Linked DNA regions of Homo sapiens: region 2 is linked to region 1. A link is a contact called in ENCODE POLR2A ChIA-PET data. All regions are on one chromosome and are shown on one strand. The core of a region is the stretch at or near the end of the contact, and the rest is flanking DNA. Distances in the headings are between cores, read along the strand shown.

Region 1 (5,815 bases), core at 1,267-3,766:
ACAGAAACCAAAAATCCCAAGCCACCACACCAGAAAGAAAAAAACCCAGAACAACAGCAAAAACCCCTGTCCTAAATAAAAATAAAGCAAATGAACCCACCGAAAACTGCTTGGCAAATATTTTTCTCGTGGTGCCTAATATTCTAGTTGGAAAGAGCTGTGATGTTTATTTTATTTTATTTTTCTCTTACTCGCCTCTCTAACCCTACTATATATATAACATACTTTTCCCAGTGGTTCAAACCTCTCGCTCCCTTTTGTGCATTTAGCTCGATCTGCTGAGTTTATGGGTAAGAAAGAAGGAATTAGCCCCAGACCCCGGGAAAGCAAAGCGCACTCCCCCTCTTATGTCACCGAATAGCAAATTAGTTCTCAGAATTCCAGAGGCCGAGCTTTGCTACAGCGAAGGCGCCGACGTCACAGAGGAGGAGCCCACGTGATGGTGGCGGAGCAGGCCATACCATCGTCTTGGGCCCGGGGAGGGAGAGCCACCTTCAGGCCCCTCGAGCCTCGAACCGGAACCTCCAAATCCGAGACGCTCTGCTTATGAGGACCTCGAAATATGCCGGCCAGTGAAAAAATCTTGTGGCTTTGAGGGCTTTTGGTTGGCCAGGGGCAGTAAAAATCTCGGAGAGCTGACACCAAGTCCTCCCCTGCCACGTAGCAGTGGTAAAGTCCGAAGCTCAAATTCCGAGAATTGAGCTCTGTTGATTCTTAGAACTGGGGTTCTTAGAAGTGGTGATGCAAGAAGTTTCTAGGAAAGGCCGGACACCAGGTGATTATTGCTGTTGCTGCCGCCGCTGCTGCTGCTACTGCCGCCGCCGCCGCTGTTGCCGCTGGTGCCGCTGCCGCCGCCGCTGCTCATGATCATTATTTTACCTTTTAATTCTTTTTTTTTCCGCTCTTGCCAAATGCTTTGGCTCCAAGTTTTCTATGTGTATCTATTGATATAAATGTATATATTTATTTATTCTAGCTGTCAGGTGTTAAAATAAATGCCGAAGATTAGTCCCACGTCTCTCCCACCATAGGATATAGATTGTTATGTATTTATTATTATTATTGTTGTCTTTGAGTGAATCGGCCGGTTTGGGGAGGCTTTTGCCACCCTCCCTTGTGTTGTTTTGGTTTTTGGAAAGGAGGTGGAGGAGAGGAAGGAGGGGAATTAGGGGGCGGCCGGAGCAGAGAGGACGAGACAGTGCTTGGGGGGTGATTCGGGCTAGTCTGGGGGCTGTCTGGCCCCAGACCGCGGAGAGGACGCGCGCTCGCGCTCTCGCTCTTTCTGCTGCTGCTTGCGTACGGCTTGTGATCTCTCTGGATTCGTGCGGCTGTGTTTTTTCCCTCTTTTCTCGCTTGCAAACTGCTTTCCTTGCTCCGTCGCTCCTGGCCTCCGCTTCCCTCCCTCCTCTTTTTCCTCGCCTCTTCTTCCTTCCCTTCCCCTGTCCTTCTGGGTAACTCCGGGAGGCAAAAAGGGAGGCTGCCCGCTCGCTCGCCCCGCTGGCTCTCTTCCATCGGCCTCGGTCTTTTAGATTCCCTGCCTTCGAGCCGAACCGAGATTTGGAAGGAAAAAATGCAAGCGAACTCTTTGGGTTTTTGTTTTTGTTTTTTTGGTCATAAATCCAGATGAGATGAAGTATCGTGTCTACTATTTCCTTTCAGAGCCGTGATCTTCCTAATGAGAGCCGAGTGTTTTGGTGTTCCCTGCCCCTGTGTTTTGGGGAGCTTGGGGGCGGGGATGTTGAACACTTTGAAAATTATTCTTTCTTGGTTGTAGTCGAGGGAGTCGGGAACCTCCGCGCGCTCTCCCTGCTCATCCCGAGGAGAGAGACTGATGGCGGGACAGGGCTTCTTGGGGTGGGTGGGAAAGGGGTGCGCACTGCACCTGCGATGCCTTTCAGTGTGCGGGGGGACTCAGGGAACCTCGACAGGACAGCCTGGGAGAACGAGAAAGGTGGCGGGATTTCTGGCCGCTGCGGTGTTTGTATTTTGGGCGCTGCGTGACTCTGTGTTGGCTCCCAATGGCTGTTGCCTCCCTTTCCTAAATTTTATTTTATTTTTTCCCATGGTGCAAGCTCTGTAAAAAGGGAACTGCGGGCCTGAGCGTAGTGGACGCCAGGCTTCAGATTCCCGAGGTCCTTACCTTGGGCGAGGAGAAAGACGAACAGAGCCCCAGCCCGCGTTCCTTATGTGCAAGACTCAGGAGGAGAGAAGGGCACTTTGTGGCCGTGGCTGAGGGGACCCGGCGCGGGAGGAGCGGGCGCGGGCGCGAAAGGGAGATCTTTGTGAGTGATTTTGCAAAAATAGATTGCGAGGTTGGTTGGATTTGCAACCTGTGGCTCTCCTCGAGGGAGTAAGAATGGGGGAAGGCGCGGCGGCGGCGGCCCGGGGAGGGAGTGGGTAGAGTTGGAGCCTCAGAAATCGGCTGAGCTCCGGGGGCGGGCGGGGAGAAAGGGCGGGGGGGCAGCAGGAGCTAGGGGCCACCCCGCTGCCGGATGTAGTGACCGTGGTAAATGTCTTGAGAACTGTGGGTTGCGTTGCCTTTATGATGCCGTGTTATTGGAACCCTGGCGAAAAATGGAACTAGTGTTGCAATAATGAGTTTTAAAGCTCCCCCATGGAAAACAAAAACACAACCAAACCGATTTTTTAAAAAAATGAAAAAAGACCCTCTGTGTTGTGTTCCCTTCTACGATGGTTGTGTTGGTGGCTGGGGTTTGGGGGTGGGGGGTCCTGACAGTTGAGCAGATAAATGACCCCAAACCAGGTGCTGAAAGTCCCAAGCTGTCACAGGGCCCCTGACCACCTCAGAGAGCCAATCTCCACTCCGCGCCCCCTCCCCGCCGGCCCCCGCCACCCCACAACCCGCCAGGATTTAATCTTTTATGGATTTTTTTTTCAGTTTATAGTTTCCAGGAGGAAAGTCTTGTAACGCTTTACTTTTTCTCTTCTTTTTTTAAAGTAAAGTGAGTGTCAGTAGATGTGTTTTTTACAGTCTGGATTTTAAAAAAAGTGGGGCAGGAGAGAGGGAACCAGGGAAAGGGCTGTTTAGAAATACAGTTTGTGGCTCTGAGCGATGCCACCGGCTTCCTCTACAGAGACTGCCAGTTTCCCTTTTTCTTTGCAAGGTGTGTGTGGTTTTAATAAATAACTTAAAAAAAAAAAGAGGGGGCGGCAAGATCCATCAGGAGACAGGTATCTATTTTGCTCACTATTTACTACCAAGAGCCTTTGGCACTAGAACAGAACCTCGTAAATCTGCAGCCCAAGTTGAAGTTCATCTGGCCCTAGTCCACACGCTATTCCTGGAGGTAGCAAACATGAGCTCAAAGAAGAGAGATGAAATCACATTCTTGCTTTAAAATATATACTTTTTTAAAAAAGACGAAAAGATATTTGTCTCTGGGGGAGGAGGAAATGGCGAACAAGTACCAGGAGATGGGCATTCCCTTACTCTAATGACTGCAGTTGAGTCTTCAGGCCAAAATAGAAACCTGTAGATGGCAACTCTCTCTCCACCTCCCCGCCCCGCCCGCCACCCCAAGCTTATAAATAGAAGTTTCCAGTATCCTATTTGGAAGACTTTCCAATACTAGAGGCCGAAGCATTGGCTAGTTTTAAGGGTTGTTGATAGTGACAGTAAGGCTAGATGCTGTTCATAAAAACTGGGCGACTTGAAGGAGACAGCCAGAAAAAGTGGGAATTCTCCAATTGCCCCTTTCTTCTTTTCAGTTTTGAAGGGTTTTATACCAATGCTTTCTTGAAAAGACTAACTTATTCTGGGTTTGGTGGATAGGGATGGGACTCTAAATGCTTAAGTTGTCGTTTGCTGAGCCCTTGAAGAGTTCCAGTTATTGGTTGAGTAAATGGTAGCCACGGCTAGATGTCAAAACCCTTCCTTCCCTCTATCCCCTACAGGGTAATGACACTCACAACCCACTTTGTTGTGAAAAACTTAAGAGATATAGAGGAGGCGGTGCAGCAGCGCCACCCCTCGGTGGGTGAAACTATTGGCAAAAGTCAATTTTTGAAAAATATTGGGAAGTGAACTTATGAAACATTTTTCCCCCAGAGATTTAAAAAAAATAGGGGAGATAAAACTAACGGATAAAAAGGACTTTGAAGTTTATCAAGTAGGGAAGAAAAATGTTGCTTTCCAACTAGGATGGTGTTATAATAGGCAACGTGGTTCTAAGGTTTTTTTTTTTGGTGGGGGGAGGGTGCCTGGTTGATTTTAAGTAGAAGAGTTCTCCAGGCGGAGGTAGCCCGGCCTTCCCCTTGGATTGACTTCTCAGGGCATCTTAATTCTGCTGCCTGTCTGATACCGAGATAGTGAGGGATGTTTTGGTGTAAAACACCATAGTGGCTGGAAATGCTGTAGTTTTGCCGGCGGTGGCAGGACGTATGTGTAGGGGGTGTGTTGAGGAGGTTTGTGGATGGCGTGGAGCAATGGTAGGCTGGTCTGTAGCCCTCTGTGAATCAACATCGAATGGCGCGTGCCGGTTTCCAGCACTGCGCAACAAGTGGGACCGCCGCTGCCGCCGCGAGCACAGCGAGGGTGCAGCGTGGTGGCAGAACTGGCTGGTTTCTCTTTGCCCCAGTGGAAACCAGGAACGGCCCCTCCCAACCCTCCCGATGTCCACTCCGAGACCCACAACTTCACCAAAAGACCATACCCGACTCCCCACTCCCCCGCTTTGCCAGGCGCAGTGAGCCTGAGTGGGATCCAGCACTCGGCCCCCAGCGCCCCTTTCCTCCGAGAAGATCAGGAGTTTATTCCCGACTTTCTTTGCTGGATGACCAGTGTTTGGCAAGAATCTCTGCCAATACTGTCGAGTGCCATTCTGCCTTTTGAAGACAAGTGCACCTTCTTTCCCTTCCCAGTACATAAAGCTTTTCGGAGGCTGGGGGAGAAATCAACTTATGATACATGAAACCAGCTCCAGATACCGCGTTGTGGTTGCTAGAGGCGGGAGCATCGGGAGGAACGGAATTACATACACTAAATTAAATGTTTTCTAGCTTTGCTTTTAGAGGCAATCACACCCCCAACCCTCGCCCCCACCAGACAGAAAATAAAGAGGGGCGGGTAGGGATCGGTGTGGAAGCTGCGGCCGCGCGGCGATTCTCGGACGGGCTGGCCTGCCACCTAGCGGTGGGCTGAGATCGAGTTCGCGGCCATGGGCGGTGGGCTCGCCGTTCCACCTCCCGGGCGGCGGTACCCTGACCAGATGCTAGGACTGACAGAAGGAGGGCACCCTCCAATGGGGATGGCATACAACCTCCAAAGTTTTGGCAAGAGGGATGAAAATCAGAAAGGCCTCGCTGCTTGCCCATCACTCAGCGATGAGCATCTATTTGCACTAAGAAAAACCACAAATAACCCGCTTCGAACACACCATCTTCCTGTCCCTGTGGCCCCTCTTAGGGGAAGTCGGTAGTGGAAGGATGCCACCTAGGAGCTCAGGGGCTTTGGGACGTACAACTCTGTTTTGCAGTTGAGGAAACAGGCCCGACGAGGAGGCTTGTTAGTGGTGAGTTAGTGACTTAACCAGGACCAGATTTTAAGCTTCTGAATTTCATGTCAGTGACTGAAAGCCAAAGGCGGGTTTATCTCAGCTCCTTAGAAGTATTTATGAGAAAGGAGCGGCTGCCAGAACCATGAGTTTAACCTCTTAGGTCACCTTTGTTGCCAGTGTTCATTGGAAACCGCTCCCCAGCAGTCTTGGAGGATTTTTTTTAAAGAAAATATGGCCTAAGATTTTCGGTAATGACACGAAAAGCCCAGATGGTGCTGAAGGGTGTGGGTCTCGGAGCT
Region 2 (5,815 bases), core at 3,316-5,815, 3.6 Mb before region 1:
AAAGACCATGGCCTATGACTTTATTTCTCCAATACGTTTAATTTTAGAGTTTCTACCTTTAAATATTAGCCTCTTTAGAATGAATATACCAGAGAAGACATGCATTTTTGCAAGACTTTTCAGGTAGAAAAAACAGTGAGGCAAGAGTGTGACTTCCTACAGTTCACTCAGTAATTCATTTGCTGAATCAAAACTAAAAGTTGTAAAAAATTGTATGTTAACTCAGCATCCATATGATACATTATCCTTAAAATAACTATCCTCAGAAAAAGCCTTATTATTTTCATTCTACTGTCTTAAACATATGGCATATCACATAAATGAAACACATCAGAAATGAATCTTTCGCATCTACAGAACAATTTAAAAGAAAGAAGGGGAAGAGAGGGAAGGAGGAAAAGGAAAAGAGAAGGTAGGTAAAAAGAAATGGAGGGAAGAATAAGCTGTGTAAGCAACTACTCACAGTTCTAAACTTTTCTAATTCTAGGCCCCAATGTGCCAATTCCTAGCTACTTAGCCTCAGTGGTTTAATACAACTCACTTGCCCTCCCTGACCCTGGGATTTTCATCTGGAAAATAAGGAAGTTGGCCTAGAACAGTGGTTTTTAGTGCTTTCTACTCTGAAATCTCTTTTTAAAGTACCAATTAACTATGGTTTCCCACGTGTGAGTCGTCCGTTAAGTACCTGTTTAAAAAATATATATTTTACAAATTAACAGTTACATCCATTTGAAAATTCCCTTCTTCATTCAAAAAAGTAATGCAAGTCTACATATGGCAATATACTATTTTCTTCCCTTTTGTGAAAGCCATTTTTGGTGCACATATGAATTCAGACAGTTCTTTCAACAACTCCATGCATTCTATACCACAGCAAAGATCATGTTCATGTACCATGGAAAATTTTTTTTTATTGTGGAAATACCCTCAACACAACATGTGGCACACAGCAGATATGCAAATTATCTAAGATTCCTTCCTGCTCCCAAATTGAGTGATATTGCTTTGTACTTAGAACAAAAAATTAAACCTATTATTACTCAAGTAAAAATCAAAAACACAAAATAGCATTTAGAAAATTTTACTAAAATTCTATTCTTAATGATTATCTCCAAAGTCAGAAAAGAAAGCAACAAATTACTTTCTTTAATTTTTCTATGTAATACATATCTATGTTGAATGAATTCTATTTACAAGACATACCTATAAAAAATTAGAAAAAAATTCGAAGTTTTTATAAATTTAATGCTGGTATAAATAAGTGATACACACAGTTTAAAAGGTATTATCTCTGCCTTTTAAAAGCTTATACTCTGAAAAAGAATACAAAATAATTATGCCAGAGACAAGATTCCTAAACCAACAGAGAATAATAATGTATTCATTCATTCACTCATTCATTTATTCACACATGCAAATATTTACTGAATAGTTGCTGATTACATAAAAGACATTCATCCAAATGAGGGTACAGCAAGATAACTAAGACATAAACCTCCTAGCTCCAAGAGATCCAGCCAGGGTCTCATTAAAAACCAACAACCAAAACAAAAACTGTTATGGAATTTTGAAAAACAGGGAAAGTGGGTTTGCCGTGTAGCCAGATATATGTACATCTCATGGACACTGCCATCTGTTTAGATGCCTAGTGTGCATGTGATAAGCTCTAAATTTCTTAGACTACTGGGTTCACTGATGGTACCAGACATAATTTTATATCTTTCCCCCTTGAAGGTCTGGATGTACGCCATTAACTTAATTTAACACATTATGCCACTGGAGTGCCCTGAACCTAAAATAAATCAGTGCTTTCTAGGTATGTTTCCTTTTACAGACATTTCTAAAAATGTATTAAATTGTATCTTTCACTAAAGAAAAAGGATTTGCTCCCAGAATAGCTAGCTACCTGTACTTCAAGAAGTAAGTCACTCCTAGGTAAACTGATTTCAGATGTTAAGCACACACATGCACACCAACACACACAGAATTCACCAACTTTGAGACAGTGGAACTTTCCACCTAAAGAATGTAAGAATTGAACATAAAAATGAGATTGAGAGAACTGCTGTAAGGAAAGAAAAATAAAGATTAACACTTGGAGAAAATAGGAGAGGTTGAAAGCATGCACTGCATGGCTAAAAGTGGTAAAGCTCTAATGCTTAAGAAATTGCAAAGAAGTTGATGAAACGCCAAAATGTCTAGAAAGGCCTCGATCAACATCTTGGTTAGAGAGGGCTAAATGGCAAAATTACAGCAAGTGGACAATTCATTTACCGATACAGGAACTTGGAGAGCAAAAGGAAGTAGGGAGTCTTGATTGCTGGTTCAGAAAAGAAAAATTCAATGAAGAAGCTAAAACTGACCCCCTGAAAAATGTAAGTTTGTCAACTGATTAAAAGTTTTTTACAAAAATATGTTTCCAGCTCTGAACTCCAAGAAACTTTCAGAATATTGTTGAAACATGCCTGTTCCTTTCCCTAACATTCGCAAATTGCATTTTGCATTTCAGTTATAGACCTACTGAAGTTTAAAATGGCTGGAAATTATTTCAAATCTAGAACCTCAAATGTTTCAGAAGAAATAGAGTATTATTCCTGAATATTGGCAACAGCGTTTTCCATTACAAAAAGTATACAGATGTTCCAAACACACTTTTAACCAGAAAAAATGATGTGTTGACACTTAGTTGACTTGATTCTTTTCACCTACATATGAACTCAATCATTTCCCTTTGTCTCCCAGTTTAAGAGATTTACCAAGGTATAAATACTACCATAGGTGTATGTGTGTGTGTTTTTTCAAAAGGTCTGTCCAAATGATGAATATTTTTGACTTCCTTAAAAACTAAGTAAGCAAGCATTAGATTTCAACCTAGGAAAGAAGATTTTTAAATATCCCCTTACCCTAATGTCAGCTGCTACCCACGACCTCTATTGAAATGTTCACGACAAAAGGTCACAGGGTGCCCCATCCCCTCCTAAACAGCAATGGAAACGGGCACACACTCACTGCACTATTCTTCTTAATCTCTATTGGAATCTACCCCATGATACCAAATTGAATATAAATTGTAACTGCATATATATCTATCAAAAGTTTAAATTAAAAAGTAGAGGAGACAGATACAGGGATTTTTTTGAATGGGGTTCAAAAATCTGCATCAGAATATTAAACTAATTACTACTACTAACCCTTCTCAAATGAAGTTGGAGTTTCAATATTACCACAGTCTCAATGTTTGCACATGTTTTACCCTATCAGGGGCACAAGCTTCATTCTCTTTAATTAGGATAAAGACACTGTTAGGGAGTAACTGGGCCATAATTAAGAGTTATATTAGGGAAGGATACACTTTATTAGACTTGAATACTTCTCAGATCAAAAACTTCACCACCATTAGTAGGACATTCCTAGTATAATACATCACTTCCTTTGATGATCTTGGAACTAGAAAAGTCAGATGTTTACAAAGACAGTGATCTCATCGATTCCTGACCACCTTCAAAATTAATATTTAATTGTAACTTAATGAAAGAGCCACACTGAATTTTCTTACCAATTTACCAGATTACATAAAAGAGATTGCCAAACACCGTATTACGCAAAATGAAAGCTAATTTAAATGTATTAGACTCTAGAGTGTGGAAATGGAAAAATCTTGCATTTTTATATGGAAGGTGTTTGTGGAACTCCTTGAGAAATAATATGTTAGAATACATCATTCATGTCTTGGTACGAAATCAGAAGACCTAAGGGTAATATAAATGTATATGAAGAGTTTTATGTTTTTTCACTCACATGAATAGGGGATTGGATAAAATCATAGCACCATATGATTAATACTATACATACCAGGTTTTGTTTGAACTCCAATTCTCATTCTACTCACCATGCACTACACACTGCACAAGGATCACTCTTTCTCTAGAGACAAACCCAACACATACCCACACAAAAAACCCTCATATCCAAAAGTAAAGGATAACCAGACAATCTCTAAGATAAGAACTCTCAAAAGTATGGATCCGCCTTTCCTATCGCTCAGCCTCCTTAGTCTTGACAGCAGAGTGAAAACTGTTTTCTACAGGTGAAAGCCCTAAGTCTTCATCAAAGCCATACCAGGGACGGAAAGGTAGAAAAGTATTAACGCTAAAATCTCACGCCTAAGCTTTAACACCCTTCCGGAACAGTAAGACAGAACTAGGCCCATCAGAAATTCTACATAAAATCAGTGACCACTAGTCACTAGTCTCCTAGTGCTTGAAACTCTGAGAAAGCAATCAAGCAGTCCCTCATTTTCCTGAGATTTTTGGGCTGGCCTGAGCACACACAAGACCAACGGAGTCAAATTAAGTTGGCAATAAAACAAGCGGTTCCAAGAAAGCAAAAACTATTTTCAATTCCACATCTCCAAGACGCCTCAGGCTACAGTATTCAATCGATACAAATGACATTCACAACAGAAGCCGATTTTGCAAAGCCCTTGGAACTTAGGGGTCTGCGTCAGCACTCTGGAACGTCTATGCTTCCTAGGACCAAAGAATAAACAAAGATAACTCAAGGCATAAGGCGATCCAGCACCTAAGATCTCAGCAAAAAAAAGCTAGGTCCTGAGGCAGCTAGTGGAAAAACAAGAGAAGGGAAGTCAAAAGGCTACTTGCTGTCAGCTAAAGCCAGGTCAGTACTAATCTCTACTTTCCTGGACATTGGTACAAAAAGCAATGACAAGGCCATCAGTCCCCTGTTCCCCTCGCTCACTATTGTGTGTGTGTGTGTGTGTGTGTGTGTGTGTGTTTTGTTTGTAAGAAAATGCTTATAGTGGCTTCCCGCCCGCGCAGAACACAGCCAAGACTAAACTTTTAAACCTTGAGGAAGGTGGGAAAGTCAGCCAGCCAGACGCCGGCCTAGGAAAAGTAGGGAGAGAAGGAGGGAAAGAGTCATGTTTCAAAACAAAGGCTCCACACGGAACTGAATGTCAACCCCTCTCCACTTCCCAGCCTTCAAGCCAGCCAGGCTGGGCCTCGATTTTTTAGAAGCGGAGTAAGTCAGATTCACCCGGCTCTCAGCGTCCACTGAGGCTTTGCGATGCACGAGAACACGGGCACAGCCACCTACTTGCTGGGGCTGCTGCTAGCCCCCCCCCCCCCCAACCACCCCCTTGAGAAAAAACGGGCTTGGAACGTCGGAGACTTGCCCAACGTCCCACACTAGAACCTGAATTCAATTCCTTTCACGTCCGGGCAAGGCCAACGCAGGGCGGGCACCGGGCGAGGGCCGCGGGAGCCGAAATGGCAACGCCCCTGACCTGAGAGAACCTCGGGCTGGGAGAGGGGAGGGTCCCGCGCGCTCTCCCTCCGGGGCCCTTACCTTCCTTGACTCCAGGCAGCTTGGACTGGTCGATGCTGACTTCAGCCATACCGGGCCAGGGTCCCGGTTGCCCCTTTAACGCGGGCTTCCCGGTCACCGCCGGCGCCGAGCGGGGCCCCGAGCGCAGCAGCAGCGCCGGACGCGGCGCAAAGTCCGGCCGGCAGGGCTCGCAGGCCGGAGAACGGAGCGGGTCGGGCGGGCAGGGGCTGGTGACCAAAGCAGCGGGAGACGGTCCCCGAGGCACCAAGCTGGCGGCCCAGCTGCCCCGCCGCGGCCACCTGCTCCGCGTCCCCGGCCCCAATCGATACCAAATATCCGGAGCCCGGAAATGGACCGGGGCCGTCCAGTACGGAGGGAGAGAGGAGACAGAAAGGCGGGCGGGCCGGCTGGGGGAGGGGGAGCTGCAGGTCTGTAACCGCAATTGCGAGTGGCTGGCGAGCGAAGATCA

What was found. ChIA-PET counts read pairs that join two places held with the same protein, here RNA polymerase II (POLR2A).
Region 2: POLR2A ChIA-PET joins it to region 1 with 11 read pairs in OCI-LY7. The contact joins the promoter of UTS2B here to the promoter of BCL6-AS1 in region 1. POLR2A ChIA-PET finds 5 or more read pairs at or near these places in 2 of 52 experiments (OCI-LY7 and activated CD4-positive, alpha-beta memory T cell).

Annotation. Positions count from the first base shown.
Region 1 is chr3:187,740,370-187,746,184 of GRCh38, reverse strand. BCL6-AS1 (BCL6 antisense RNA 1) reads right to left here and starts at 2,516. Exons shown (of 2, transcript NR_173091.1): 1 at 2,141-2,516; 2 at 159-941. BCL6 (BCL6 transcription repressor) reads left to right here and starts at 717. Exons shown (of 10, transcript NM_001706.5): 1 at 717-775. RefSeq lists enhancers at 1,079-1,604, 3,995-4,494, 4,495-4,996.
Region 2 is chr3:191,329,276-191,335,090 of GRCh38, reverse strand. UTS2B (urotensin 2B) reads left to right here and starts at 4,565. Exons shown (of 9, transcript NM_198152.5): 1 at 4,565-4,677. It overlaps CCDC50 (coiled-coil domain containing 50), which reads right to left and starts at 5,697. Exons shown (of 12, transcript NM_178335.3): 1 at 5,368-5,697. The coding sequence starts at 5,416. RefSeq lists enhancers at 4,928-5,528, 5,529-5,815 and a silencer at 5,542-5,815.